Linked DNA regions of Homo sapiens: regions 2, 3, 4 and 5 are each linked to region 1. A link is a loop called in an ENCODE intact Hi-C map of the cell type or tissue named here. Cell type or tissue: IMR-90. All regions are shown on one strand. Links, peaks and the distances in the headings refer to the core of each region. The heading gives the core; the rest is flanking DNA. Region 1 overlaps JADE1 (jade family PHD finger 1). Region 2 holds the start of LOC101927259 (a long non-coding RNA gene). Region 3 has its middle 4.4 kb from the start of LINC03140. Region 4 overlaps LARP1B (La ribonucleoprotein 1B). Region 5 has its middle 42 kb from the start of LINC02615.

Region 1 (6,096 bases), core at 405-5,404:
AACTCAATAAAGTAGTATCACCCTACTTTAAGTGGAAAAAGTCCAAAGGTCACCAACCTTTTCTTTTGGCAGTGAGGACAGCAACAAGCATCAACAAGCCTTGTGAAGACACAAAAGATTTTGCACTCTGGTGTAGAGCGTAAGTGTAGACTAAACCCTAATAATTCCAGCTGTGCTGAAGGCAGTCTCATTTGCAAGAGGACATGAAGCATTAAGAGAGACAGAACACAGGCTTTCACATTTGCATTATGGTAATATCTCCTGGCCTAAACAGGAAAATGCCAAGTCAGGCTTCTCCTGCCCCTAACAAATTCACTTTACGGATCTTCCCATCTTTTTTTCTCTAACAATCCCTTATGTCACTAACATTTCCTGTCTTATTTTAAATTTAAAGAATTGAGAATAAAAACACTCTCCCTGTCTCATAGTAAATATTACATGGATGTCAATCAGCCTAGTTAAGGTAGTTTCTTCCCTTCTCTGACAGCTGCACACCCTCAATCCAAGAAGCAGGTGTCCTTTATAGAAATTCTCACCAACTTGGGAATGGAAGTGGCTAACATCCTCCTCTCTTCGATATTGTTCCACCCAGGGGAAATTAAGAGTGAAGCTCAAGAACGAGGGGCCAGACCTAGATCCATAGCAGATTCAAAACTTCTAGGAAACAGAACCATTTTTACATTAACAAGGAATCTGACTCCTGGAAATAAAAAATGGAAACAAATCCTGACATCTTAGGAGCAGACAGGTTGCTCTCATATTCAAATCAGACATGTAATAGAAATACTTACATCTCTCTTACTTGAAATTATCCTTAAAAATGGAAAACGGGGAAGCCAGGGAATTTGAACTTTGTATATTATTCAAATTTAATTTTGGTAGCTTTGACCACACCATGGCTGCTAAATAGAAAAATCCCACTGCTATTCCTCATGATCTCTGATGGGAAATATCTAAATGTAAACCCAAAAAGCAAAGGGCATGGTTTTCAATCGGAACAAATCAGCCCTGACCAACTCCACTTTATAGTAGTGAGGACTCTAAACCTGACTTCCCTTATGCATAAAGTTCCCTATAGGACAACGCTCAGCAACCTCCACCTGCAGAGCTGGACTGATGCTCTCCCATCCTCAAAACACATCCAGCTTGTCCCTTCTTCCTGCACCCGTTCCACCAAGCTCCCTCCCCTGCTTTATCTTCTCCCAACTGCCTGCAAGGAGGTATCTTAAAAAACATTTAAACCATCTCCAGGTGCACTCTCACACCACCTTAAACCTGATCATCCCTTTCCCCTAAAGCAGTGTTCCCAAACAGAAACATGGGGTACCCACAAAACAGAACCACCCTTTGGAGGTGGGGCCCATGAATCTGCATTCCTAAGTTTCTGGGTCAGGGACAACACCCTGAGATACACTGCTCTAAGACATCTAAAAGTGGTTTCAGTGTTTTCTTGAATCCAAAACTGTTTGCAGCACTAAAGTTGAACGTGCCTTTTGTTCAGGGGACACTGTAGCCACTACCAGATTTTCAAAGGTGACCATTCCACTGAGTGACTACAGGACTGCCCCCAGGACTTGGCCACTTTCCATAACGCTAGCCAGAGTGCAGTGGTAGCACGTCTTTATCTGAATAAATACTCATTTGCTGAACTCACATTTACTGCATCTTTTAGGGGAAAGGAATGAGAGTGAAGTGGCAGCCTTGGGAATGACATGGCTACCCACCACATCAGCAACTGTGTCTTCTTAAAGTTGTGTGCTCCCAAGCCCTCCTGAAATCTACTCCTGTCACCTAACTTCCAGATCCAGAACTGGTACCCAGGTATGCAATGCCCCGAGGTGTGTGTCTGAAGGAAGAGCAGTCACCATAATTACTCAGTTGTCTGCATTTCTAATGATGGCTACTTATTTGTCAGTCTGAGAATGATCATATGCCTTGATTGTAGTCACAGGTATTAAATGATTTTTGAGGATCTGCTATAAACTGATATTGTGTGAATTAAACAGAAAACTAACTTACTTGAGAAAACAAGTTGGTAGTAATGATTGGTTTTTTATTGTCACCCCTGCCCTGATACACTTACTGTTTATAATTACAAATAACTGCAACTCTCTGGGCAAGGCAAAGATTTCAATTGTTTAATGCCTTCACCATCACAGGCATCATGGCAAATTTTGGGTAGCGTATTTTTTTTCATTACAATAAGCCCATTTTAAACTGAGTCTAAGGCTGGGTACAGTGGCGTAATCCCAACACTCTGGGAGGCCAAGACAGGTAGATCACTTGAGGTCAGGAGTTCAAGACCAACCTGACCAACATGGTGAAACCGTCTCTACTAAAAATACAAAAATTAGCCAGGCATGGTGGCGCACGCCTGTAATCCCAGCTACTCATGAGACCGAGGCAGGAGAATCACTTGAACCCGGGAGGCGGAGGCTGCAGTGAGCCGAGATCACGCCACTGCACTCCAGCCTGGGCAACAAAGTGAGACTCTGTCTTGAAAAAATAAAAATAAACTGAATACAAATTCTTTAAAGTTCCTTAGGCTTTTTAATAAAGTAAATGTAAGTAATGCCACACACATACACACACAAATCCTGATTTATTCCCTGTTTCTCATACATCGTTGGCATTGTTCTACTTAAACAGCGACAGTGATGACTCCAAAAAAAATGTTTAGAATTAGAAGTGCATGTTAATCTGAGTAACTTAAGTACAGAAAAGAGTTAGTACACCACAAGCATTTTCTACACTTTTATTTTGTGGTGATTGTGAGACAAACACAGTCCAAACAATAGACTTCTTGTCCTCCCCCTCCCAACAACTATCTGACTCCATAGCTCATGCACCCCAATTACAGCAGGTGTCGGGCTGGCATAAAGGCTTCTTACCAGGATTCCAGTTTATCCTTCTCAATCCTTTTCTCATCTCTAACAAAAATGCCACACATACATGTAGTTGTGAGAGGCAAAGTCTTCTTTACACTCACCACCAGGGGGCGTATGGGAGCACAAAAGCCTCACAAAACTGCTCCAGGATCCTGCCTCTTCCAGGGCCGGAATCCGCGGCCTTCCCAGGAATCCTAACCTGGTCTGGGAAGGGGCATCACAAATAAGCTGGCACTCAGTCGTGTATTAAAAGGATCTCTAATGCTCCCTTTAAGACTTTCACTTCTACGCCATCTCTAACAGGGCCATGCAGGTCTCCATGAGATCAGGCTTTTTTGGTCCAGTGTTTCCCAGGTCTTTCCCTACACTGTTTCAGGCCACTTGGGTACCTTTCAGTGCAGACTGCTTCAGGCCAGAAAACCTCACTCCCACCTCTTTCACACTAATGAATTTAATCGGTAGCCAGCAGCCAGGGGAGTTGATGTGGAAGATGCTCTAAGAAGCATCCCCAATTAGCAAGCCTCAGCCAGAAACTACCTACAGGGAGCAGGAGGCCCTAGCGGGAGGCAGCCCACGCCTCATTATTCCTGTAGCAGGAAGGGACGTCCAGACGGGACTCCAGAGGTGATGGAAAGTGGGGGAGGCACAAAAGCAGCAAACAGCAGAAGGAAATGCCAGCAGCTGAGGCTCGGCAGCCAACAGCCACGACATTCAGCAATCTCAGTGTGACAAACAACACATCTGTAGCGTGCTGAGCATGACTGGGGCTCCTCAGACAGATCTGACACCCCTGTCCACCAGGAATCCCACCCATACCCGCACACAGACACACAACAGAGACATGGATGGACACGGGCACGCGCACACACACACACACACACAGCCTCAGTGATGACTTAGCACCTCACTGCCAGGAGTATCTTCTGTAACAGATATATGCATGTGTACATACAGCTCATGCACACACATCAGCACCCACTGCCTGCTCTGCTCCATGACAGTACTGGGAATTCCCCTGTGAATTACCCAAGAAACAAAGTGGGGGCCAGTGAGCAGCCGTGCTTAGCTTCCTTCATAAGCCCATCACCAGCACCTAGGTGTGTTTCCCCGGACTGAACAAGAAATTTTCCCATCTCTGGCCCCCTCCATTAGAAATGAAATCCGTTCTGGTTTTCTAAATCAGTCTGTAAACCATCCTGAGTCAACTCCTTGGGTCATTTTCTTGGGGCTCATTCACTCTAGCTCTAGAATGAAGGAATGGGGGTGGGGAAGACACACCCCATTTGATCTTACAAAACAGTAAAGATTAATGGGAAAGTGTTTTTAAAAAAAAAAAAACCACAAAGAAGCTCCCCACTCAGTAGCAGTTTTGCACATATGTACAATGAGTTTACCAGCCCATAAATATTTTTAACCAACACAACCTCATGCTGTGGTGTGTACAAGGGTCTGAGAGTATATGACTGGCTATCATTTCTTGCTCTGGGCGAGCGTTCGCCTCTTTGCATCTTCTTCTCTAAGTCACTATAAGGTGTCAGTGTCAATCATTACCCTCTCCAGGTCCTGCCGCAGGTGCGTGAACAGCTGCAGCCTCCTAAATAAGACATCCTGCTCCCGCTTGGCTAGATTGTCCTCTTCATCTTTCTTTGGGGTGATCAGGGGCTTGTTGAAGTTGACCTTCCTCTTCAACTTCCAGTACTGGTACAGGAAATCCACTACTTCCTCAGGCAGCCGCAGAGCCCTGGCAACATCCAGCAGGTTGACGAAGGTGTAGAACTCATCCTCCAACTGCTGCAGCTTCTGCTTACGGACACTCACCCGGTGGGCCTCCTCCCGGTTCTGCTCAAGGCTGGCAAAGGGCTCCAGCGGATTCCGGGGGGAACACTCAGGGGCCCCATTCTCCTGTGCAGCCCCCTTGCCAAGACTCTCCTCGGGTTTCCTATGTGAGCTGTGCTTTGGGCAATAGGACTTGAACTTGACTTCATCATTCTCTGCTAAGATGGTCTTCATCTCCAGGCCCCGGTCAAAAGCACAGGTCACATGGAAGGCTGTGCGGCAGTTCTTCACAGAGCACTGTCAAGAACACACAAAGAACATGAGAATAGACCATTATAGAGCAATGATGGCAGAAGGCCTGCAGTGCTAGGCACCCCATGTACACATGCACAGAGAAGAGCCATGCTTCAAGCATGTGCCATGACAGGAAAGTTGTACGTGGATTAACCCTGCAAGATCCTGTCATGTTTTAAAAGAGGTAAGGCTTGGAATTTTTTTTATAGAGATGAGGTCTCCCTATGTTGCCTAAGTTGGTCTCCAACTCTTGGGCAAAAGAGATCCGCCCATCTCAGCCTCCCAAAGTGCTGGGATTACAGGCGTGAGCCACTGCGCCCAGCCAAGTCTTGGAATTTAAGGGCCCTCTTCAAATGAAAGGTTTAATCAACCAAACCCTAACTTCCTCAGAAAAGTAACTGCATCCAAATCCCATCTTGGAGCAGACATGATTACACAAATGACATGTGTAGAGAAAGGAGGTGTGGCACTAGGATCATATTCAAAAGAATCTGTACTCAATATGCAAAGTCCACTTTCAGGCATTAACTTGGGTTTTCTTACAGATTTGAGCTCTTTTGGTGCAAACCTGAATAAGAACCTCCTTGGGAAGAATGACTACTACTCACAGTTTGAACATAAATCCTGACTCCCCAGCCAGGAAGAGTCCCAACACGAGTGAGAAAATGAACAGTGCACTTCCTTGAAGCAGCACGAAGGAGAAACTGAATAAAAACCCCAAAAAATAGGAGACAAGAGGAATCCAGCACAGGAAAGGTAGGGAAAGGTCTTCACACTTGCGAAGAAGCTTCACCAGATGCATGGAGGGCTCTGAGCCCTGAGATCGGTGCACGCCGATCCTGGCCACTGAAGAGAGGCAGGAGAACCGTGAAAGATCCTTCCCATGCGTCACAGGGAGGTCAACGTAGAGGCCAGGTATCAGCAACCTATGCAGAAGAACACTTCCCCTCTCACTGCCTAAACAGGGCCACAATTTAGTGCCTTTGATCCAGACAACAAGCCTCTGGTCTAGCAGGAGCAAAGTGATTAACTCCTCCTCCACTGATCTTGCTGAGCAAATCCCTAGAAGGTGGTTCCTCATGGTGACTGAAGCCAGTCCCTGAAAAGCAGCACTGCATTGTGTGAAGCCAAGTGATCA
Region 2 (6,096 bases), core at 612-5,611, 310 kb after region 1:
GTCAGTGCCCTTGTTCAGACTGCACTGGACAGTTGGCATCATTCTTACCTTAACTTGTGTTCAAAACATTATTTGTTAGCAGATGATATCTTTCTTTTTGAAGATTACTGGCATATCCATTGACAGGGTGGGTGAATGGGCTAGTAAACATAAATTTAAGGACTCAAAATTATTTGTTATTACAGCTGGAAGGAATTGAGTCAAACATCAATACTCTACAGATGAGAAAACTGCAGTGTGAGGAGGTTAAGTCCCTTGCCCAAGGTCATGGAGGTATTAAGTGCTGGAGCTGGGACTAGAATTACATCTTCTGTTTCTGCACTGGTCTCCACAGTGAAGGCTGCTGGATTCCACACTGGTATGTGGAGGAAATGACTTGCAAGGGTAGAAAGAAAGAAGCTTTGATCTCCCAATGGCTCAGAACTTCTTTTAAAAAGTGATTTTTGTTGGCATGACCGGGAACACTGCCCTGGCAAGTCTCTGTTGCCTGACCTCCTCTATATAAACCCAAGCCATGGTCAAGGGAGCTAGGAGCTCTGGCTGCCTTGAGGGTCCACATCTGGGCAGGCACCAGGAGAATTGCTCTGAGGCTCAGGCTCCTGACAATTGTACATATACCCGGGGCCTACATTCAGAATTCTTGTCTGCCGATGAGGTTCAAGGGCCAGTTGTAGTGCCAAATCAGGCCCTGGAGGTCCCCCAAAGTGCTGGCCATTAAGTCTTTAGTTCCTGGATTTAGAGGAGGCCAGGGAGGAGGTCCTAGAAGTGAAGGCCAGGGTACACTTGGGGTGGTGTAGAGTATTCAGTGGGTCTCATGCAGTGATTTACCAACTAATGGATATTTCAATAATTAACAACTAGTACATTTTACTAGCTTATACAGCAGTCCTAAAATCAAGCCTGCATATGCCCATTTCAGATGAAATACTCTTAATGAGATACTCAGTTTAGAAGTATCCCAAGGAGTAAACTCAGTTTTATATGCTGGTGCAGGAAATGTTACCCAAAGTATGGGATGTGCCCTGGGAACCTGGGGCCCACACTGAATCATAGTGTGTAGGTCCCCAATCCACCCACCCCAATCTCTCATTTATAGGCCCCATACCCCCTACCCCTGCCAACTCATCCATCCCTTCAACACACACACACACACACACACACACACACACACACACACACGCATGCATACACAAGGCAAACATCACAAGCAATTCTCAAAAGAAAATTACAGAAGAACATGAGCCTAAGGGTGTATGTGTATAAGGGTCCTTGGCTTACATATGAGTCTCTGTCTTTCTCTCAGCTACCTCATTCACCTAAACATCTGTTAGGAGCTTTGAGATTCTTTAAACCTGCATGAGTGACACCAGGAAAATTACCCCATCCTCAAACAGGTTTGGGCTCTAGGAATGATTCTGCCCAGCAGCCCATCTTTCCATCTAGTTGAGACCGAGCAATGAAGTCAAAGAACATTCTTTGGTCAAATATGTTTTGGCCTGGATTTGCTAGAAGAGCTCTTTGGACTTGCTGAGAACTCAATTACTGAATCTTCTTTCATTTAGCTTTTGTGTTTCCTGGACAGAACTCAAGAGGAAGATATTATTGTAGTGGGGTTAAACAAGGTCACTCTAGTCTGAGTGACAGACAATAATAACGAGCCCCAGAAAGGTACCTGTTTTCCAGGGTGGTGTGATCAGTATTACACAAAAATCTTGCAAGCCATCTTTTACGAGGCCAGCAAGATCACAGAAGGCAATACCCAGTTTGCTCAGAGACAAGCTGTTTGCTAATCAAGTTTTCTTATACTCAGAACTATGGAAACATTTTCAAAGGTATTATTCTCGGCAGGTTTCCAATAATTCAACATTTCCAGACTTATCCAAATGGCTTCTGAAATATTTGCTGTTTGTTGAGAGCAGCTTTCAGGATGAGGTAATTAAAAGAAACCTATCAATTTGAGATTTTTTTTTACCGTGAGTAAATAATGTTGACATACTGTTCAAATAAACCCACAATTTACTGCAATCTGTTTTTAGAGAAACCCTCCACTTTAACCTCCAAATAGGAAAAAACGAAGAGACTTTCCTCTTCTCATTTAATCAAGAACATATGTTCAAAGATAATACCGGAGGCTTATTCTGGGAAGCGTTCTGCTCTTCCTCCGACAGCCACGCAGCGAGCTCACGAGGCAGCCTCCACACATAATGAAAGCAAACGCCACCATAAATCTCCCGCTCGGCGGAGGTCACTTCAGAAAAATCGCCCGCTGCTCAGATAAGCACCAGCTTTGCTGAGGAACATGGAAGGGGGAAAACACCGACTGTGATAAACACCAGCAGGTAGGCTCCAAATGGAGGCCAACCCAGGCAACTCGGAGAGAAGGGAGCCGGGATGAAGCAGGTGTGTGTGCGTGTGTGTGTTTACACACAACAGCCCTGGCCCAGTGTGTTCTGGCTGCGAGAACAAGCAACCGCACCACGAGAGGAGCTGCTCTCCCCCCCGGGAGGAGAGCTCCGGAGGCACCAATTTTCATTAAACCTAGGAGTACACACAGGGGCAGGAGGCCAAAACAGTCCTCGAAACTGAGGCTTTTAAAAACATCTGTTGGCAGCGTTGAGATCCTAGAAGAGAGAGAGAGACGGAGAGAGAGAGAGAGAGAGAGAGAGAGAGAGAGAGAGAGAGAGAGCTCAGAGTCCAGCACTTTCATTTCCAGACTGTGAGTCATAAAAGGAGTACGTAAATCCCTATCGCCAGAATACGCTGACCCAAGTCTGGGTTTATGAACACCTGAAGTACATTTCATGAGAATTAGCTTTAAATATCAACCTGATCACAAAGCTTGAAAGGTTTTCTCCCATCTCAGGATGACTGGAGTCCGCTGGAACCTGGAATGGAGTTTTCTGACAGCAAAGGATTACAGGAGCGTAACAGAAATTATGGAGATTTCCCCGCTAGGCATAAGGATGCGATCACTGTAGGCACCTGTGGGCCCAAGCAGGTTACCCACCAATATCCCTTTAAACACCAAATTATGGACTATTAGGCCACTGCTTCAAGGCTTCTACAAATGTGAAACCTTGACAAATTCCCAAATAAAAGCCATAAAACCAATCATTTTTTAAACCTGTATGAGTGACACCAGGAAAATTACAGCAGTGTGGCAGGTCACTGTGAAATAAAGCTGCCAGAAAGAAGCTTACGATGCTGTCATGGAAAAGGCAATTAGAAGGTTACTTTCTCTCAGGTCTAAGATTGGTTCTTGTTCTTCCTACAGCTCCCTGCCTTCCACCTCCCTGCTGCAAAATGGATCAATCTATAATAAGTAGTAGTTATATATCATAAGGCAGCAATTCCTTTTAGTTGTTCCACTATAAAAAAGCATCCAGATTTAGAACTTGACAGGAACCAGTATCGCCTGCCCCCCAGAGCCGGCAGAAAGTCTGTGTATGTCATTCAGCCAGCATGGAGTCTGGGTGTTTTAAAAGCTTTAATTTGAAGGGGATAAAAAACCTGGGCGTTAAGCAATTTGGCTGTGGATATTTAATGCATCAGCCACGCTATAGAATTGGAGTCCTCTATTTAAAATGAGAAATTGAAAACTTACACGCTCTGTAGGCAAGGTGTAAGTAAATGTAGGATGGTAAGCAGAAATCAGCTGAGAACCTGCAGAAACGCCATTAGAAGGACTAATGGCATGGTTCAGAAGTGGCCTTAAACAAATGCTAGGGTGTCGTTTGTAAGTGTGTAAAACAGGTCTGGCTTTTAATTAGCAGGAGCCATATCTCCCTGTGTTTAGGAAAAGGCATTACTTCTCAAAGAGAATATCCTAACGGGGTCTACATAGGGACCAGGAGGAAACAATGGCCCGGGAGTTGAGATTTGCCTCAAGGCACGTTCCTCCTCAATGGCAGCGTGGAGATTGGAACTCAGTCTCCTTATCTCTAATTTCCACTCTAACACACTTATTGTAGGTAGAAAAAATGCATCCCAAAGATGTCTACTTCTTACTCCCCAGAACCTGTACATACAGCACCTTACATGGCAAAAGTGACTTTGCAGATACGATTGAGTTAAGGGTTTTGAGATAGGGAGATTACCAGGTGGCCCAACGGAATCACAAGGGGCCTGATAAGTATGAGAGGGAGCAGAAGAGTGAGGGTCAGAGTCAGAGAGAGACTGGAAGATGCTATACCACTGGCTTTGAAGATGAAGGAGGGGGACACAAGCCAAGGAATGCAGGCAGCCTCTAAATGCAGGAAAAGGTAAGGAAATCGGTCTTACAGCCTCCATAAAAATGCCATCCTGCCAATGCCTTGATTTCAGCCTCATGAGACCCTTTCAGACTTCTGATCTCTAGAACTGTAAGAGAATACATTGCGTTGTTTTAAGCCACTAAGTTTGTGATGATTTATTACAGTACCAAGAGGAAATCACTACAGTGTTCTAGCTGGGGATCACATTTCCCCACCTCATTTTGATCTACTCAAAGTAGTCCATTACCTCAGTGCTGGTTAGAGTCTTTATAAAAGCAAAAACAACAGAATTCAGATGCTTCTGCAGTTCTCTCTGGTATGGAGAGCAGGTGTAATCCCGAGACCCATAACCTAGAGTTGGACCAGCGTGTACCAAGGTGGGGCTTGGCAGGAGTGGTCCACCCTTTTGGGAAGGAGTGTTTTATCACTGACATTGTTAAGGGTCACCACAGCAGATTTTTAGTGGGTTTTGTTGTTTTTAAATTCTCATAGGCAGTGCACCTCTTATTGCCTGTTCCAGCATGATCTGCTCCCACTGCCCACACCCACCATTAACCTCCACCGTTGGTCTTTAGTGTCTTCTACTTTCCTTTTTGGATTTTGTTTTTGTTTGTTTTATTTTTTAAATTTTTTAACTTTCCTTTATGACACTCTTTCTTGTGGCACCTTGTTGGCTCTCTGCTCTGTGTCTCTTTCCCATATGAATGATTCCTAAAGGAAAGATTTTTTCTAATTATCAGCTCTGTGTTAAGAAATTAGTTGGAAAGAACTTAAAGTATGAGGGTTCATCAACTATTTCTGGTGTATTAGAATACTCTATTTCATTTGGGTGTGTTTCATTAATGACTTCTACCCTCTTATCCCTGCTGCTTCTGTAAAGCCTTCAAGACCCCTCAAAGTTAATCTCTACAGGTGAAATTTCAGGCTCCTGGTTTGGGTGGGCCTTTTCCAGAGTGTCTCATGTACACTTTGTAGATACAGCTTTGGAGTCAGACAGACCGGGGTTTGACTCCCTGACCCACCATTTACTAGTGATGTCACCTTGAAAAAAATTATTTATTGTCTCACTTTGTTTATCTGTAAAATGGAGAACATAACAATGATCTTGCTCCATAGTGAGAAATTAATGCGATTTTGTATTTCAAGTGTTTAGCAGAGTGTGACCCACACAAGCCACAGAAATCGTGGTGGTGGAGAAGTCACAAAGTGCTTGGTGCCCATACTTCTCAGATTCTGAAACTTCTGGTCACGTAGGATTTGAAAGCCCATTTACATCCTATGGGGCCAGAAGTTTCAGAATCTGAGTGTTGAAAAGAAATATCCACCAAATGTGTAACAGCAGCAAGCATTTACACATAGCTAGCTGTGAACCTTCTTCTTGGATAGCGGGCTCCAACAAGAATAAGCAATGGTAAGAGATGATCTACAGCCCTGTCCAAAAGAAGCTCATGGTTTAGGAGGGAGAAGATATAAAGACATAATTACTGAATTACTGGCATTTATCACTCTATATGAAGTGTCATTACAACTGAGGATGATGAGAAGACCCAGGAGACAAAATCTTCCAAGGGAATCAGGAACAAGGGCACAGAGGTAATGAATTTTGAGTTGGGTCCTGGAGCGTGAGTAGGAGTTTGCAAAGCAGAAAATAGGAGAAAAATTATACCAGGCAGAGAAAAGTGTATAAGAAAAACAAAGTAAAAGAATATCAACAGAGAACATCTCCTGAGCATAACAATAATATTGAAGCCATGGGTACAAATTAAATCCAGTTCAATGAGTTAAAGCCATAGCAACTTGCACTGAATCATCAACAACTTAACTTTCTCTGGATCTGCTGCAA
Region 3 (6,096 bases), core at 765-5,764, 290 kb after region 1:
AAGTCTGCTAAAAGGTCTGGTCACATCTGAGATTAGGGCATATTGACCCCAAAGAATGGGGAAAGGGGACTTCTATGCTACTAAGGACTGAGTTGTGTTCCCCCATGCCTCCACCTTCCAAATTCGTATGTTGAACCTTAACCCTTAAGGCAAGCTTGTCCAACCCACGGCCCGTAGGCTGCATGCGGCCCAGGATGGCTTTGAATGGGGCCCAACACAAATTTGTAAAACACTATGAGGTCGGCATGGTGTCTCATGCTTGTAATCCTAACACTGTGGGAGGCTGAGGTGGGTGGATCACTTGAGGTCAGGGGTTCAAGACCAGCCAGGCCAACATGGTGAAACCCTGTCTCTACTAAAAACACAAAAATTAGCCGGGTGTTGCTGCACATGCCTATAATCCCAGCTACTTGGGTGGCTGAGGCAGGAGAATTGCTTGAACCTGGAAGGCCGAGATTGCAGTGAGCCAAGATGGCGACACTGCACTACAGCCTGGGCTACAGAGCAAGACCCTGTCTCAAAAAAAAAAAAAAGCAAACAAAAAAAAGTATGATATTTTCTTTGGTGATTTTTTAAGTTTTAGCTCATCAGCTATTGTTAGTGTTAGTATATCTTTTGAGTGGGCCAAGACAATTCTTCCAATGTGGCACAGGGAAGCCAAAAGATTGGGCACCCTTGCCTTAAGGTGATTTGAAAATAAGATCTGTAAGGAGGTAACAAAGGCTATGTGACGTGACAAGGGTGGGGCTCTGATATGACAGGATTAGCATCCTTATGAAAAGAGACGCCAGAAATCTTGCTCTCTCCTTGCACAAAAAGGACATGTGAGCACAAAGCAAGAAGGTTGCCACCTACAAGCCAAAAGAAGAGGCCTGAGAATGAAACCTATCTTTCTAGCACCTTGATGTTGAACTTCCTAGCCTCCAGCACTGTGAGAAATACATTTCTGCTGTTTAAGCCATGCAGTCTGTGGTATTTTGTTATGGCAGCCCATGCTGACTAACACAGGGACATATCTTCAGGCACGTTCACATTTCAATTTAAAATCCCACTGTGGCAGTAGCTGAGACTTCTTTTTGAATTAGGTTGAAGGAGTTCAGGACATGGCACCCCAAAATATGCCACTTTGGTATGTTGATTATTTTGAGCTTAAGGCACTTGAAAAACAGCAAATGCAAGAAGCTTTCTCTAAGCTCTTATTACCTGCCTAAAGACAGATCCTCCAAGAGGAACTCAATTGTCATAAATTCCTTCCCCAGGAGTTTCATCAACCAGGAAAGATTGATTCTTAATCACAAGAGAGGAGACCAGAGGTTGACACCACACCCAGACACACTTTGTCACAAACTGTTATATCTCTCATCTCTTCTTCTAAGGGTCCATTAATCTTTCCTAAAATTCATTGACTCTTCCCTAAGTGGTCTACAACCTCTCTCCACTTCTCCTCTTATGACAGTGTATATAAGCTCTCAAACATCCCCACTTGTGTATTCACATTTTTCCTGTGATGTCTCTGTGCATGTAATATTACAAAATACGTTAAAAATAATTTATTACTTAAAACTTTAGATCATATTTTAAAATATTAAAAATTACAGTGAAAATTTTGTTTTTTGTGTCGTTAATATCCCTGTTATCAGTTTATTTATTTATTTTTATTTTTTTTTTGAGACAGAGTCTCGCTCTGTCACCCAGGCTGGAGTGCAGTGGCGCGATCTCGGCTCACTGCAAGCTCCGCCTCCCGGGGTTCACAACATTCTCCTGCCTCAGCCTCCTGAGTAGCTGGGACTACAGGGGCCCCCCACCACGCCCGGCTGATTTTTTGTATTTTTAGTAGAGATGGGATTTCACCGTGTTAGACAGGGTGGTCTCCATCTCCTGACCTCGTGATCCGCCCGCCTCCGCCTTCCAAAGTGCTGGGATTACAGGCGTGAGCCACCGCGCCCGGCCTATCAGTTTATTTTGTAGACCCAATTACCGAACCTAGGAAGGTAACAAGGTTTGTTTTACCTAGGTGGGTTACCAGGTTCTGGCTTCAGGATCAGCTCATAGCCTGAGACCCAGGGGCCCTGAGGTATGAGTCTCTTTCTCCTTGAAATTCCTCTACAAGCTTAAAATACATCAGTGCTTTCTGACAGATTTCGTTTTACAGCCTGATTGTGTCTAGGGAGAGAGAAAATGGAAAGGGTTGGGCACTGGAGATGAAGAGGAAAGGTCAAGATTCCCTAGAGGTCATTCTCACAGGTTCTATGGGGACTTTGTGTGCACCTTGCTTCTCTTTTAGGGGTATCTCTGTTTCTTACATTCCTCAGGCTTTACCACTATTCATAATAATCATACTATCCAGGCATTCGGCCATTTTGCTGGCCTGGACATAACTGACTTGCAACTCAACTGCCCAGGATGATATAAATTTGTGATATTCTTTATTCAGCCCTTTTCGTAGAGTAGAGGGAAAAGGATTCTCTCTAGAAAGTGAGCAGACTAGGCCGCGTTCTGTAGCTCAAGCCTGTAATCTCAGCACTTTGGGAGGCCGAGGCGGACAGATCACCTGAGGCTGGGAGTTCGAGACCAACCTGACCAACATGGAGAAACTCTGACTCTACTAGAAATACAAAATTAGTCAGGGGTGGTGGCGCATGCCTGTAATCCCAGCTACTCAGGAGGCTGAGGCAGGAGAATCGCTTGAACCCAGGAGGCAGAGGTTGTGGTGAGCCGAGATCGCACCATTGCACTCCAGCCTGGGCAACAAGAGTGACACTCAGTCTCAAAAAAAAATGAAAGATAGAAAGTGAGCTGACTATTACCATCAATGTCCCTGGCAGGCTCTGGCATTCCTTGTCCATTAAAGATAAGTACAAATTGGACTTCCAACAATTAACAAAAATATTTTAGCAGCTTATTCTGATCTTGAATAACGAAAGTTCATTGCACACCCTTGAATTTTTTCTTCCCAATTCCTGGAATTTATATAAAATTTGTAGAGAAACCCAATACCTTGATGCATTCTACTAGAGAGTGTTAGAGCTCGAGACTTTCAGGAATTAAACCAAGTCAGCACACTCTATTCTGCTATCCTCAGACTCCTCACCCAGGGTGGTGGTGGGGAGCCAGGCATGGGGCTCTTAATACAACAGGAGGACACCGATGGGGAAATGCCTACTGCCCCCTGCTGGTGGAAAAGGGTCCATAGTTCCAACAACTTGCATAGCCCTAAAAGGCCTCATTTAAACATTGTATTGAAACCATGGTATCAGCTTCAAAATGACTTTAAATAACCTTAAATATTTAGCTTTTTAAAAATAAAACTGAGCAGTAAAAATCTACTGCTTGGTTTTTCCTTAATTATACCGCTCCTCCTCCATCTTTTCAGTTTCCTTTACAATCTGGTAGATCATACGACATTAAATTCTAGGGCGTTCAGCACCAAACAATGGTTGACCTGTCTTAGGTACCAAAGTCCCTTTAATTTGTGATGATAGATAAAACTTTTCTTAAAGTGTTCCTTTGAGAATGTATCTTGAAAGTATTAATAATTACCTGGAAGGTAACTGTGGCTGTAGCAAGTGCTGGGACTTGGAGTTGTATGTTATCGTTCCAGTATCAGTTCTGACACTTACTTAGCTGTAAGATTTAGGAAAGTCACCTAATCTCATAGACCTCATTTGTGAAATATGATAATAATACATAACACACAGGGTTGTTATGGGGATTACATGAGATTATTACAATGAAAGTGTTACTCTAAGAGCTATAAAATTGGAAGGTATTACAACTAAAGGAGCAGGTAACTGTGGGGTTGCCCACTTAACCATTATCAGACAGGTATTTGGAGTCAAACGCCCTAGAGCACAGTAAGGATTAAACATTAAACTGCAGATATTCGTCATTGAGATTAGCGTTATTACCATGGTTTAATATTTAATTCTCACTGTTCTCTAGGGGACCAGATGGACTCTGTGGAGAATGTAGACTTAGACATTCCTGACTACTTGCATCCCAAACTAAAGTCCATACAAGATAAAAACACCTCATAGACAGAAGAGTCACTCCATGAGGCATTCTAAGAATGCACTTTCTGCATGGTGACTAGTTTTTAAGTGGCCAAGTGGATAGGCTCTCAGCAATCTTGCTCCTCTGGGAAGAATAAAAACATTACACTGAAGGTCTTGTTTGTGAGTTGTGCTTTTGGACCTAAGTTTTTCTGCTATAAGGGGTATATTATTAACAAAACAAACCCAACCAAAAAGTTGGAATTCCTGGAAATTCACCAAAATTGCCTGGCTGCTGCAGCCCAACAATTCTTTAGCTCTTTTCAATCATCTTTATTTTGGATTTACTTGGAATCCTTGATCTTTAACCCAATTTTGAGCATTACACTGTCCCTATTTAACGCAAAAGGAATATTTTGGAATTTTAAAAGAGCCACAAAATATCAAACCCAAGATCCTAGTTTTGGGTCTTGTTTGTTTGTAAGGGTGGAAGGATTTCACATCTTATTTTGTACTTACTGTGTTCCCAGCAGCTTTTGTTTTGCTCACATCTCACACAGAGCATACTCAATTCAGTGAACTAATTTGGTTGTATGGTAAGCACTGCAGAGAAGCTATGAAAAAAAGTCACAATCGGGAAGGTAGAAAAGGTCTTCCAAGGATGCACTGAATCTGTTACATATACTCTGGGGCCTCCGAGTTTTCTGGGAAAAAACAAAAGCAAAACAGTGGCTGGGAAACCAGCTTAGTACATAGGTATTAAAGCATGGAACAGCTTCTTTTGACTAGTTTAAGAGGAAGCCATAAAGCACAAGTTCTTGGAATTATGCCAGCAAAAAGTGTAACCCTTTTATTTATGGGGGCATTCATCAGAACTGGGCCTTTGTGAGCCTACCCCAGACTGTGGTCACTTGGTTTAGTCAGTTGCTGACTTCTCTGAGAGAACACATCCCCTTTTAGCAGAAATAAGGAGCAAGGAGAACCACTGGGTAGTGACTATCACAGTGATTCCCATTGGAAACCAACCCACGAAAGCCCTGTAAAGAATAGCCCTCCTGTATTCCATGCCAGTGAGTGATACTTACACACAGGACGGGTGAGACAACATGGATCCACAAACACCTGGTTTACTTATATTGGCCATGATGGTGCCCTCAGGACAAACCACAGATAGAGATCTACCCAAGGAATTCCTGAGTTCATAGGCTGACCGTGTCCTTTGATCCCCAACCCAGCCATTTCTATATGACCTCTGTTGTTGTCCCAACTGAACCCCATTCTTCTCTCTTTTGTGGTTGTAAGGATGAAAAACTTGATGACTTCTTTCTCTTCATCATGGCTACTTCTCAGAATGTCTTGCTGACCACGTCATTGTTGCCTGATTCTATTGATCTAATAAAATCTATTTCTATCAACAAAATATAACTATGTGTGACCACATATTTATACCTTTTCACAAATGGAACTTCTTACAAATAGATTTCCCATCCATGTTAACTTATTAAGTAAAATTTTCCTGTTTTTTAATAAAATAAGTTTTCCTAATCTCAAATACTATCCAACAGATGTTAGTCACAAACATACATCATAAGTGGGAAAGTATTATAATAAAGCTCATTAGTGCTGTTTATTTACCTTTCAAATGCTATTGAATTTTTACATGAGTTTCTCTATAAGTTCATTAGTTGTTATTAAGAAATAAATATATGATTGAATTTTCCAAATATATTTGAATTTCATAGTTTAGCATTTCATACGAGAGAAATAATCAGCCAATGTTTTTGCCTGCTGTTTCCATGAAGATTTCATTTATCTTAGAAGTGATTAATATAGAATGACTATAAATAATATAAATTTAAATAGAATATACTTTTTTTTTTGCTATGTTGTTTGTTAGGCTTTACAATGTTGTAAAAAAACTGTAACAATCCTCTCAGACTGGAATTTTTCTTTATCAAACTTTTCCTCCATTTTCAGGAAGGAACAATGATTCAGAAGTCTTGTAGATTAGTCACTTCTTAAGAAGTTAGATCATTCAGTACTGCATCTTAGCCAACTGTCCAAGGTCAGCAAAATGCACAGCATGTTCTGTTTGATGGCCCCA
Region 4 (6,096 bases), core at 353-5,352, 670 kb after region 1:
GCTTGAACCCAGGAGGTGGAGGTTGCAGTGAGCTGAGATCGTGCCATTGCACTCCAGCCTGGGCGACATGAGTGAAACTGCATCTCAATAAATAAATAGTCAAACAGTAATGCAAAATATACACAACACAATATCAGAAATGAATACTTCTTTGATGGACTTCTTAGCACACTAGAACAGCTAAGGAAAGAATCAGGAAACCTGAATATAAATCAATCAAAATTACACAAAGTGAAATACAATTTAAAAGGAGTAAGAGGCCAAGCGCAGTGGCTCACGCCTGTAATCCCAGCACTTTGGAAGGCCAAGGCAGGCGGATCTCCTGAGGTCAGGAATTCACGACTAACTTGACCAACATGGTGAAACCCTGTCTCTACCAAAAATACAAAAAATTAGCTGGGCGTGGTGGCTTGCACCTGTAATTCCAGCTACTCAGGAGGCTGAGGCAGGAGAATCGTTTGAACCCAGGAGGCAGGGGTTGCAGTGAGCCAAGATCACTCCATTGCACTCCAACCTGGGCAACGAGAGCGAAACTCTGTCTCAAAAATAAAAATAAAAATAAAAAAATAAAATAAAAAAGGAGTAGGAGAAAAAGCAGATCAGAGCATCCAACAGCTATGGGTATTATCAAATGGTCTAACATATATGTAATTTGAAACCCAGAAGAAGGAAAAAAAGAAAACAGGGCAAAAAAATTTATGATGAGTCAAAAATTATTCTAACAATTTAAAAAGCCATAAATCTGAAACCATCAGAGAACCAGAGCAGGATACTTTATAGGTGTGTGTATGTGTTTGTGTGTGGGTGTATTAATAACAGGCAAATATCTATTACGAACCTACTAAAGAAATCTCCCAGATTCTCAATGGCATTTAGAAAGTTTTTAATAGATATATATGAAGGATTTAATGTGCTAAACTATCTACTCAAACTATATGTGTGTATGTGTGTATGCACATGTGCACATATATGTATGTGTATATACATGTACACATAACTGTCTAAAGAAAAATAATAACAAAGTATAGCACAAAGAATGGGGGACTGGGTGTGGTGACTCATAACGGTAATCCCAACACCTTGGGAGGCTAAGGCAGGAGAATTGCTTGAGCCCAGGAGTTCAAGACCAGCCTGAATTACATAGCAAGATCTTGTCGCAACAAAAATTTTTTTAAAAATTAGCCAGCTATTGTGGTGCACACCTGTAGTCCCAGATACTTGAGGTTAAGGTGGGAGGACTGCTTAAGTTCAGGAGTTTGAGACTGCAGTAACCTGAGATTTTGCCACTGCACTCTATCCTGGGTGAAAGATCGAGACTCTGTCTCTAATTTAAAAAAAAAAAACAAAGAAACAAACAGAGAAATGGGGAGAAATAATGAAAATTTAATGTTGTAAGGTGCTTATACTACACATGAAGTGGGATAAGATTATTTGAAAGTAGACTGTGGTACGTTAAAATGTATAAAGCTGGTCCTCAACTTAAAAGATGGTTTCACTTACGGTTTTTCAGGTTTATGATGGTACAAAAGCAATATGCATTCAGTAAAAACCATAGCTCAAGTACCATACAACCATTCTGTTCTTCAGTTTCAGCAAAGCATTCAATAAATTACATAAGATATTCAACATTTTATTATAAAATAGGCTTTGTGCTAGATTTTGCCCAACTATAGGTTAATATAAGTGTTCTGAGCACATTTAAGGTAAGCTAGGCTGAGCCATGATGTTCAGTAGGTTAGGTGTATTAAATGCATTTTCAACTTATGATATTTTCAAGCTACAAAGGGTTCATCAGGATGTAACCACATCATAATTCAAGGAACAGCTGAATTATATGGGCATATCTCAGAGATATTGCTGGTTCAATTCTAGACCACCACAAAACAGCACATATTGCAAAAAAGCAAGTCACATGAATATTTTGGCTTCCCAGTAAATATAAAAGTTATATTTACATTATACTGTACTCTACCAAGTGTGCAATAGCATTATGACTTAAAAAAAGTACATACCTTAATTTAAAAATACTTTATTGAGACAATGATGTCACCAAAATGGCAGAGTAGAAGCAATCTGGCTTCACTCTCCCACAGAAAGCCAAAAACAAATATCTAGCACAAAGCTTATCATCAGCAATATCCCAGAACTCAAATCTGAGGCTGATAGTACCCGTGAGCCACAGAGAACTGAAAAACTCCAAGCAAACAGTAAGAGAAATAGCCTTCTCTTTGCATGATGCCTTTTCTGCAATCTGCCAGGCCCTGTGCATGAAAAATTCCTCCCAGACTCAGCTTCTTCATTGGAAAAAGTTAGATGGAGGAGGACAGCCAGCTTTCCCACCATCTTGGGTTCCCTTGCAGGAAAACTGTTCCTGCCTCAACCCATAAGAAGTATAATATCATGAGGGCTAGCAGGGAGAAAAAAAAATCATGAAGGCAGAAAAAGAGGGGAAGCAGGAACAGAAACCCTAGCCCTGAAATTCTCCTCTTTATTTCAGCCAAAAGAGATGCCATATCAGAGTGGCTGTTCAGCAGGACCACACTGTAGGAGGTATGATCCATGAGTTTTCTGGGTACAAACCGTTTGCCAGCCTTACCACACAGTTGGGGTAATCCCCTTTGCCACCCCCACCATCTGACAGGCAGTGCTCCAATGTTTGTGAGAGCCAAGGCAAACTTGGGCTTAAGGCGCCATCTAGTGCCCAAAAGGAGGCACTGATATACAATAGTATTAAGGGAACTCACACGCTACTGCAAAGAATCTCTAAGAAAACATACCTTAGAAAGACAAAACAAGCAAGACAGCAAAGACTGGGATAAATAATAAATCCTTTAAAGCAAAGCCACAAATGTACATCCACGAGAAACAACAGCAAACACGGAACTATGACATCCCCAAATGCACAAAGCAAGGAGTCAGGGAGAAGAAAAGCAATGTGTGAGGTCTCAGATCAAGAACAAAATAACAGTTCTACAGACACTCAGCAAAATCCAAGATAACACAGAGAAGCAATTAAATTTATCAGAGAAATGTAACACAAAGAGATTGAAATTAAAAAAAAAAATCCTGGAACTCAGAAATACGTTTTCTGAAAAATGGATTACAGGCTCTCACATTGCAAGAAACAATCAGTGAGCTCAAATACAGCCTATTGGAAAATACAGTCAGAGGAGAAAAAGAAAGGAATGAAGAACACCTGCAAGATATAAAGAATAATCTCAAAAGAACAAATGTAAGAGCCACTGGCATTCAATGATGAGTTAAGAGCAAGGAGTAGTAAGCTTATTCAAAGAAATAACAGAAAACATTCCAAATCTAAAGAAAGATATAAATATCTAGGTACAGAAGGTCAGAAATTACCAAATATATTTTTATTAGTCCATTTTCACTCTGCTATAAATAATACCTGAGGCTGGGTAATTTATGAGGGAAAGTGGTTTAATTGACTCAGTTCCACATGGCTGGGGAGGCTTCAGGAAACTTACAATCGTGGTGGGAGGGGAAGCAGGCACCCTTACACTGCAGCAGGTGAGAGAGAGTATGTGTGAAGGAGAAACCGTCAAACACTTATAAAACCATCAGATCTTGTGAGAACTCACTCACTATCACAAGAACGGCATGGGATAAGTGCCCCCATGATCCAATCACCTCCTACCAGGTCCCTCCCTTGACACATGGGGATTATGGGAATTACAATTCGAGATGAGACGGGTGGGAACACAAAGCCAAACCATATCAATATTCAATCCAAATAAGAGTATCCCAAGGCAAATAATAATCAAACCTGAAAATGTCAAGGACAAAGAGAAGATCCTTAAAACAGCAAGAGAAAAAAAATAAAAGAACATATAAAAGAGCTCTGATTTTTTTGGCAAGAGACTTTTCAACAGAAACCAAACAGGCCATGAGGGAGTTAAGTGACACATTCAAAGTGCTACAGGATAAATGGAAACAAAAACAAAACCTGCCAACCAACTATGCTGTACCCAGCAAAGTTTTCCTTCAAACAGGAAGGAGATATAAAGTCTTTCCTAGACAAAAGCTAAGGGAATTCATCACTACTAGACCCATCTTTTCAGAAATGCTAAAGGGAGTTCTTTAATTTGAAAGAAAACAAACTTTGATGTGCAAAACCAAAAATGTTTGAAGGTATAAAACTCACTGGTAAAAGTAGACAAATTCAGAATGCTCTAATGCAGTAATTGTTACATGTAATCCATTCATATCTCTAATATGAAGACTAAAAGACAAATCTACTGAAAATATTAACAGCAACCTGTTAAGAGATAGGGAAGATAAATAGATGTAAATTAAGACAACAAAATGTCAAAATGTGGGAGGATGGAGTTGAAGTGTAGAGTTTTTTAGTTTTTCCCTTGATTCTTTCCTTTTCTTTGTGATCAAAGTTAAGTTGTCATATGTTTAAAATAACTTACAGCTATGGCTTTGGTAAGCCTCATGGTAACCACAAAGCAAAGACTTATGATAGATACACTAAAAATAAAAAGCAATGAATTAAAACATACTCCCAGAGAAAAACCACTTAATCACAAACAAAGGCAGTAAGAAGGAAGTAAGGGAGGAGTTACAAAACAACCAGAAACCAAGTAATGACATACTGCGTAGTAAGTCCTTATCTATCAATAATAATACTGAATGTAAATGAACTAAATTCTCCAACCAAAAGATATAAGCATGGCTGAGTGAAAAACTTTTAGAAACAAGATCCAACTATATATTGCCTACAAGAAACTCAAATCACCTATAAAGACACACATAGTCTGAAAGTGAAGAATGGAAAAAGACATTCCACGCAAATGGAAGCAAAAAAAAAAAAAAAAAAAAAAAAAAGTAGCCATACTTGTATCAAACAAAATAGAACAAGTGAAAGTCTGTAAAAAAAAAAAAAAAAAGGACACGGAAGGTCACTGTATGATGATAAAGGAAAGGATCAATTCAGCAAGAGGCTGTAACAATTTAAAAATATATGCACCCAATTCTGGAGCACCCAGATATATTAAGTAAACATTAATAAATCTAGAGGAGAGATAGACTATAATACAAATAATAGCAGGGGGCTTCAACACCCATCTCTCAATAATGGACAGATCATCCAGACAGAAAATCAACAAAGATACAATGAAGTTAAACTACACCTAGACCAACTGGACCTAGTGACATTTATAGAACATTTCACCTACTACTGCAGAATACACATTCTTCTCATTAGCACATGGAACATTCTCCAGGATAAAACATATGTTAGGCTACAAAACATGTCTCAACAAATTTAAAAAAGTCAAAATCATATCAAGTATCTTTTCTGGCTACAACAGAATAAAAATAGAAATCAATAACATGAAGAATTTTGGAATCTACACAAACGTGGAAATTAAACAACATGCTCCTGAATGATCAACAGATTAATAAAGAAATTAAGAAGAAAACTTCAAAATGTCTTCAAACAAATGCAAATGGAAACGTAACTTTCCAAAACCTATGAGATACAGCATAGCAGTACTAAGAGAGAATTTTATAGCAATAAATGCCTACATCAAAAAAGTAGGTTTCAAATAAGCAACCTAACGATGTACTTAAAAGAACTAGAAAAGAACAAATCAAACCCAAAATTAGTAGAAAGAAACAATAAAGATCAAGGCAGAAATAAATAAAATTGAGACTAAAACAAGTACAAAAAATCAATGAAATGAAAAAGTTGGTTTTTTGAAAAGATAAACAAAATCAACAAACCTTCAGCTAGATGTATTAGGCTGTTCTCACATTACTATAAAGAAATACCCAGCCAGGCGCAGTGGCTCATGCCTGTAATCCCAGCACTTTGGGAGACCAAGGCGGGCGGATGACCTGAGGTTGGGAGTTCGAGACCAGCCTGACCAACATGGAGAAACCCCATCTCTACTAAAAATACAAAAATTACCCAGACATGGTGGTGCATGCCTGTAATCCCAGCTACTCAGGAGGCTGAAGCAGGAGAATCACTTGAACCCGGGAGGCGGAGGTTGCAGTGAGCTGAAATCACACCACTGCACTTGAGCCTGGGCAACAAGAGCAAAACTCCGCCTCAAAAAAAAAAAA
Region 5 (6,096 bases), core at 652-5,651, 480 kb after region 1:
ATTCAATTCAGAATCATCAGTTCCTATAAACTACAAGTATTTTACATGCACTGGAGATCACACCAGCTTCAGTTGTCATGTCCCAGGGTCTTTACTGTGCCAGAGGTGACGAGCAACCTCGTGTTGTCTAGTCATTTCAATGTACATGTCATAGCTCAGGCATGTCCCAACCCAAGGCAGCGTGGTGTCAGTGGAAGAAGCTAAGATTCAGGCAAGAGAAGGGCTGGTCCCTAAGGAGGAATGGAGGTTGGGGTGAGAGACCCCAGTCCAATGAGCAGTATTTGAAGTGGAAAAAGCACATTTGGGCTCACATCAGGAGTCATATCTCAGGGGATCCAGTGTCATGAACAAGTGAGGGACAACAGTTGGGCATAGGTAAAAGTTTACCTGCAACCAACCCCCAACCTACATGGCATTTCCAGTAGCTCCATCTCTATCTGAATCATCCACCTGGTATTCAAGTTCATGTAAGCCCTTAACTATCTCCACAGGGTTTGTAATTAGACTCCTCAATCTCAGCCCTGGAGCTCAACAGGCAGCACCCCCTTACACTACATGCCAGCTGTTGTCACGCATTGCAGCTTTTCTCCCAGGCTTCCATATTATGGCTTCATTACATATGGCCACAGGGTGAGGAAAGGGCATCTGACACATATATGAGCCCCACACTATGTGACCTTGGGCAAGTTACTTTTATAAACTTCAGTTTTCTTATCCAGAAAATGGGAGCAATAGAGTTCCTTCATCTTAGGGTTGTTATGGGGATTAAATGAGATAATGAATGCAAAGAATGCCTGCCACGTGGTAAGTACTCAATAAAAACAGGATGGTGGATGGATCTTCTTAACCCTGGCCACATGCCTGGAACCCAACCTACCACAGTGGTTCTCAACCAGGGGTGATTTTGCTGGTTGCATTAACTGAGAGGGGCTGTGGGGCTACTAACCTCTAGTGAGTAGGGGCCAGGGATGCCACTCACCATCCTACAATGCACAGTGCAGCCCCGCAATAAAGAATTATCTTGTCCAAAATGTCAACAGTGCCAAGGCTGAGAAACCCTGTCCTGCTAGTAGCTTCACTTGACTTCCTTCGGCCCATGCTGCTACTGTGTCCCCCACGTTGGAGTGGCTTTGGAGCCCTTCCCAGGACCGGCCCATCCCACTGTCTCCTGAGCTCCCATTTGTGAGACTGTTTGTCAAAAGGCCGCCAGGCTTTAGTGCCCTGACCTGAGTCCATAACAGCAGGAGACAGGCAGAATCACCAGGCCTCTCTGACCAGAGACAGGCAAGAAACTGCCTCCTGCAGGGCTGTGGCAAAGAGCCACGTGAAAACAGGCACAGCAGCCAGTGGAGCGTTCCACCCAAACTGGCTCCACACCAGGCCCAGACCATGAGTCACCACCACATGCTGCCGCCTCTCGCCACGACCTTTCTTTATCCCTTCATTAGCCATAAATCTTCAGGAGCAAAACAGCAGAGAACAGACTGGGAAGGCCCTGGCAGAATATCACACCAGGCAAATGCCCAAATCAAAATTCAGAGTTAAATGCCCGGGCCCTGGATGAATGCCAGTCACGGCAAAGCAAGGCTCCCCCGAGCCATCCCTGCAAACCAGGGAAGTGGACAAACGGAACCTCCACTCTTGCCATAATTTAAATCATGTGACAACACTGGGGCATCCTCTCCAAGAGAAGAAACAGATGTGTTTAGCAATACCCAGATGGCTGGAGACAAACTGAAGAACCTGTGCAATGTTTGCCTCTAATTCATGCTTGCACCAAAAGTCCCCGACTCCTCTAATGTCAAATGGAATTAATATTAAGTCTTTCATGCAGTGTTGTGAGAAACAATTGACACAAGTTATTAAGTGGTGCTTTGACTCAAAATAAAGCAAATTTGGCTTTTTTGTTTTCTGGTTGTTTGCTTCCTTTTTAGAAGCAAACCATAATGCTGGGGAAAAGCCTGGCAGAGGCAGCTCCTCCTACACGGAAACTTTACTCTGCCCAATCTCACTGGAATTGTCTTTTTCAAAGTGTAGTTTCTAAGCACCTGTGTTAGAAGTACCTAGAGAGCCAGAAAACAAGCAGATTCCTGGGCCCTACCAACAACCTACTGAATTGAAATGTTTGTGAATAAGGCTTTGGAAGGTGCCCTTTTAACAAGTTCCCCACTTGAGTTTTATACCCCCTAAAGTTTCAGAACCTTGTAACAGTGAATAAACCCTGGGACAGCCCAGCCACTGCCACTATTTCCAGCAGTAAGAAGACAGACTGGGTCCTTAGCTTGCTTCTTTCCTCTGCCAATGGTACCCCATCTTATGCAAGTGAAGCTTCTGGACAAGACAGGACAGACCCGGAATGACTCATCTGAGCTAAACTGTCCACCCTCACACTGATGTTTATAATACTGACAGCAGCAAATTGCCATTTGTCCTTCTTGGTTTTGTAATTTATGTCAACATTCTCAAAGTTAAAAGAGCCTGAGTGTTTCCCTTTCACAGCTGGATGCTGACGGCTCTGAGCAAACTCCCATCTCCATTGCTTGTTACCAGGGAACTCATGATAAACAAACAGATCTGACCTTAAATCAATCTCTCTTCCCCTCACTCCTCCCCTCACCCACAACAACTTTTTTGAGTATTTAATGTGTGCTCCAGACATTCACATACATTTTTCTTGCAAAAGGTCTTGTGAGGAATTAGCTCCATTTTACAGATGAGGGAACTGAGCCACTAAGAGGCCATGTAAGAAACAGAACTGATGCTCGACTAGGCTTTCTGACTCCAAACCCAATGCTCTTAACAGCTAAACTACACTGCCTCCTGCTGTCTCCAGGAAATGATAATTCAGTGTAGCCACCAATTGACTGTGGTTGTCTAACCTTTAAAATCTTCTAACCATACCATTAGCAAGCACAAACAAGCAGACCAAGTAAAGGAGGATTATTTTATGACTACTCGACCATCCAGTTTCATCAATTCATGAACTTCTGGGATAATACCAACAACTCACATTTGTTAAGCACTTACTGCTGCAAAGAATTCTTCCAAGTGCTGAAAGTACTCGTTTAATCCTCGCAACCACTCTTGGAGGTCAGTGCTACCATTGTTCTCTCTTCACAACTAGGAAGATGTAATACAGAAACGTTTGCTAAGGTATCTAAGGTCACACAGCTAATAAGTACCTAAGTTGGGAATATACCCAGGAAATAAGGCTGCAAAGCCATACTAGTCAAAGTTAGTTAAAGCCTTAACTAACCCACTTTACTGTGTATTCCAGAGTTAACACAATGACAGTGTCAACACATCTATGCAAACAATGAGGAGAGCGGGACACACTCTTCCTAGATCTTTCTGGTGCCTGAGGGAATTGACATTGTTTTGAACCATGGTTTCAGAAATGCTACAGAAAACGGAGACCCATAAAATGCTGAGCACATGGAAGATGAAAGCTCTAAAATGGTGTGGGATTCCGTCATAAATAAAGTCTCAGAAAGAGTTCAGGTCTGCAATGTGCTTTCAACTAAGGGCAGGGAGAAGCTTTGTTATGATTATTACAATCTAATTTAAAGCTGAAGCCAGGCAGGAGGGAAAAAAAGAAAGAAAATAAACTCTCCACTAAAGCTGTCAGCCCAGCTGTAGCCTCCAACTGTTTTAGTCACTAAAACCTCATATTTAATGGTCACTTTTATAACGAACACTAAGAAAGAAATACAAAGCTCTAAATCAGACTTTATTTCTTTAAAGATGAACAGAAATCGCATTGGAGGCGTCGGGAAGGCCACTGAGAGACGGTGCCACCATGCTGCCCTTCCCGCTGGTGATGGTGACATAACCATCAAGCCAAACCTCTGGTCTAAGGTAGTCCAATAACCTTGAAGGGAATCCCAACTGTGTGTGCAGAGTCCAAATCATTCCCAACACCAAGTGACAGCAGCTTCTATCCATCTGGCCCAGACCTAGAGCTTCTACATTCCCATTTCAGAATGATCATCTTTCCCATTCATAATTTGTTTAACATGGCGTTATTGCCACAGGAAGTAAATACTGGGTGGCCAAAATGAAAGTCTCCCATAAAACTTCTTAACAAATTGGAGCATTTATCTGCTAAGCCTCAAGAATGCAGTTTATCTCTGATTATGTATGACATCTTTTAAATTCTTCGGCTCAGAAGAACATTCCAGAGATGCTACTATGGTACTATGGTCTGTCACTAATTGCAGAACCAAAAGAACAAATGCTGAGACCATATTTGGCCAGAAGATGTTTTCTAACATTTATGAGGTAGTGTGATCAAACTAAAATCTGGGAAACAAAACTTCAGCAAATGAGTAAACTCCTTATGCTTAAATCCCAGCCCCAGGGTTCCCTCCTTCCCTGACTTTCCTAGGACAAGTCAGTCACTCCATCTTCTGGGTCGCACTGCATTCTCTTCATACCTCAATGATGGCATGGAAGATATTGTGGTCTAATTATCCTTTTTCACAATGTCTGTCTCCCTTACTATCTACATGATAGCTCCTACAAGGAAAGGGCCAGTGCCTTATCATCTTAATGTCCTCAGCACTTAGCAGAACTGGCAAATAATAGGCACTCAATAAATATTCAGTGAAAAAAAGAATGGGATCTAAAATGAGAGGGCAAAACCCATCCATTCAATTCAAAATTTTTGTTGTTGTTGTTGTTTTAGAATTAGGGTCTCACTCTGTCACCCTGGCTGGTATGCAGTGGTACAATCATAGCCCACTGCAGCCTCAAACTCTTGGGCTGAAGAGATCCTCCTACTTGAGTCCCCCAAGTAGCTGGGACTACAGGCCACCCACTACCACATCTGGCTAATTTTTTATTTTGTTATTTATTTATTTATTTATTTATTTTTAGAGATGGGGTCTCACTCTGTTGCCCAGGCTGGAAGACAGTGACACAATCATGGCTTACTTCAGCCTCAACCTTCCGGGCTCAAGCAATTCTCCCACCTTAGCCTCCTAAGTAGCTAAGACTACACGCAGGCACCACTATGCCCAGCTAATTTTTTATGTTTTTGTCAGAGACAAGGTCTTGCTGTGTTGCCCAGGCTGGTCTTGAACACCTTGCCTCAAGCGGTCCTGCCCTGGCCTCAAAAAGTGCTGGGATGATCCCCCACACCTGGCCTCAAAGCAATTATATCAATTAATCCTGTGGTACTGGGTCAATAATTTTGTGGCTCTATCTTCTGATTTGGCCTGTCTCTGGTTCTATTTCTGTTCAAGTGTAATCCCTTTTTTTTTTTTTTTTTTGAGATGGAGTCTCACTCACTCCGTCACCCAAGCTGGAGTGCAGTGGCACCATCTTGGCTTACTGCAACCTCTGCTGCCTGGGTTCAAGCAATTCTCCTGCCTCAGCATACCAAGCAGCTGGGATTACAGGTGTTAGCCACCATGCCCAGCTAATTTTTTTGTATTTTTAGTAGAGACGGGGTTTCACCATGTTGGTCAGGCTGGTCTCAAACTCCTGGCCTCAAGTGATCCGCCCACCTTGGCCTCCCAAAGTGCTGGGATTACAGGCATGAGCCACCAAGCCCAGCCTCAAGTGTGATCCTTACACCAAAGACTTGATCAGGGATCCTAAAGTTGATGTAACACACATAAGTATATAGGTTTGCAATACATTGACATACTATTAGGTTGGTGCAAAGTTAATTGCGGTTTTTGCCGTTAAAAGTAATGGCATTAAAAGTAATGGCAACAATCGCAATTACCTTTGCATCAACCTAATATTTACTGGATTTCTCAAACCAAAAAAACAAGTAGTATATGGATACTTCCATTTTCATCAGGAAATTGTGTCTAATGAATCTGAGACTGTTTCTTTCCTCCTTCCTCTACCCAGAGGGCAGACAAGTCTGCATGGCCATTCCCACACAGTCCACAGGAAGCCAAGAGTAGGATGGATCATTCGCTCCGTCATTATCCCCTAACTTTGCACCAATCCCTTCAGCCCTATTCAGTACAAACGCATCGTGACTCCACTTCCAGGTTACCTTCTCCATAAAGTCCCCTATCCTGGGGCAAGGGAAGCCTGGATAGAGGCAGGACCAGAAGAACAAAGTTCTGTCATCTT

Evidence for each region. A loop is a pair of places that touch in the nucleus more often than their neighbours do. Peaks named below come from ENCODE experiments on the same cell type or tissue, not always from the same donor. Only the 100,000 strongest peaks of a DNase experiment are listed, where the experiment ranks them.
Region 2: a loop joins it to region 1, with 3 times the contacts of the local background. A loop is called at or near these places in 61 of 110 quality-filtered maps.
Region 3: it touches region 1 in a loop (4-fold over the local background); 77 of 110 quality-filtered maps call a loop at or near these places.
Region 4: it touches region 1 in a loop (8-fold over the local background); 79 of 110 quality-filtered maps call a loop at or near these places.
Region 5: it touches region 1 in a loop (3-fold over the local background); 11 of 110 quality-filtered maps call a loop at or near these places.

The regions. Positions count from the first base shown.
Region 1 is chr4:128,860,569-128,866,664 of GRCh38, reverse strand. It overlaps JADE1 (jade family PHD finger 1), which reads right to left. Exons shown (of 11, transcript NM_199320.4): 9 at 4,440-4,961. Among named protein-coding and RNA genes, the nearest start is that of JADE1, 54 kb to the right of the region's middle. RefSeq lists an enhancer at 3,349-3,398. In IMR-90, for the core only: a CTCF peak has its summit at 2,990 (motif pointing right); DNase peaks (open chromatin) are centred at 3,024 and 3,864; H3K27ac peaks cover 480 bases.
Region 2 is chr4:128,549,605-128,555,700 of GRCh38, reverse strand. It overlaps LOC101927259 (a long non-coding RNA gene), which reads left to right and starts at 2,148. Exons shown (of 3, transcript NR_187927.1): 1 at 2,148-2,339; 2 at 3,275-4,262. RefSeq lists enhancers at 2,269-2,338, 2,359-2,548. In IMR-90, for the core only: CTCF peaks have their summits at 2,171 and 2,653; DNase peaks (open chromatin) are centred at 2,180 and 2,710; H3K4me3 peaks cover 873 bases; H3K27ac peaks cover 2,223 bases.
Region 3 is chr4:128,571,893-128,577,988 of GRCh38, reverse strand. No RefSeq gene overlaps it. Among named protein-coding and RNA genes, the nearest start is that of LINC03140, 4.4 kb to the right of the region's middle. In IMR-90, for the core only: a CTCF peak has its summit at 3,167 (motif pointing left); DNase peaks (open chromatin) are centred at 3,168 and 4,068; H3K27ac peaks cover 1,286 bases.
Region 4 is chr4:128,188,080-128,194,175 of GRCh38, reverse strand. All of the region lies in intron 15 of LARP1B (La ribonucleoprotein 1B), which reads right to left. Among named protein-coding and RNA genes, the nearest start is that of PGRMC2, 97 kb to the left of the region's middle. In IMR-90, for the core only: a CTCF peak has its summit at 2,695 (motif pointing left); a DNase peak (open chromatin) is centred at 2,665; H3K27ac peaks cover 488 bases.
Region 5 is chr4:128,382,492-128,388,587 of GRCh38, reverse strand. No RefSeq gene overlaps it. Among named protein-coding and RNA genes, the nearest start is that of LINC02615, 42 kb to the left of the region's middle. RefSeq lists an enhancer at 1-918. In IMR-90, for the core only: CTCF peaks have their summits at 1,298 and 2,822 (motif pointing left); DNase peaks (open chromatin) are centred at 1,367, 2,417 and 4,197; H3K27ac peaks cover 3,559 bases.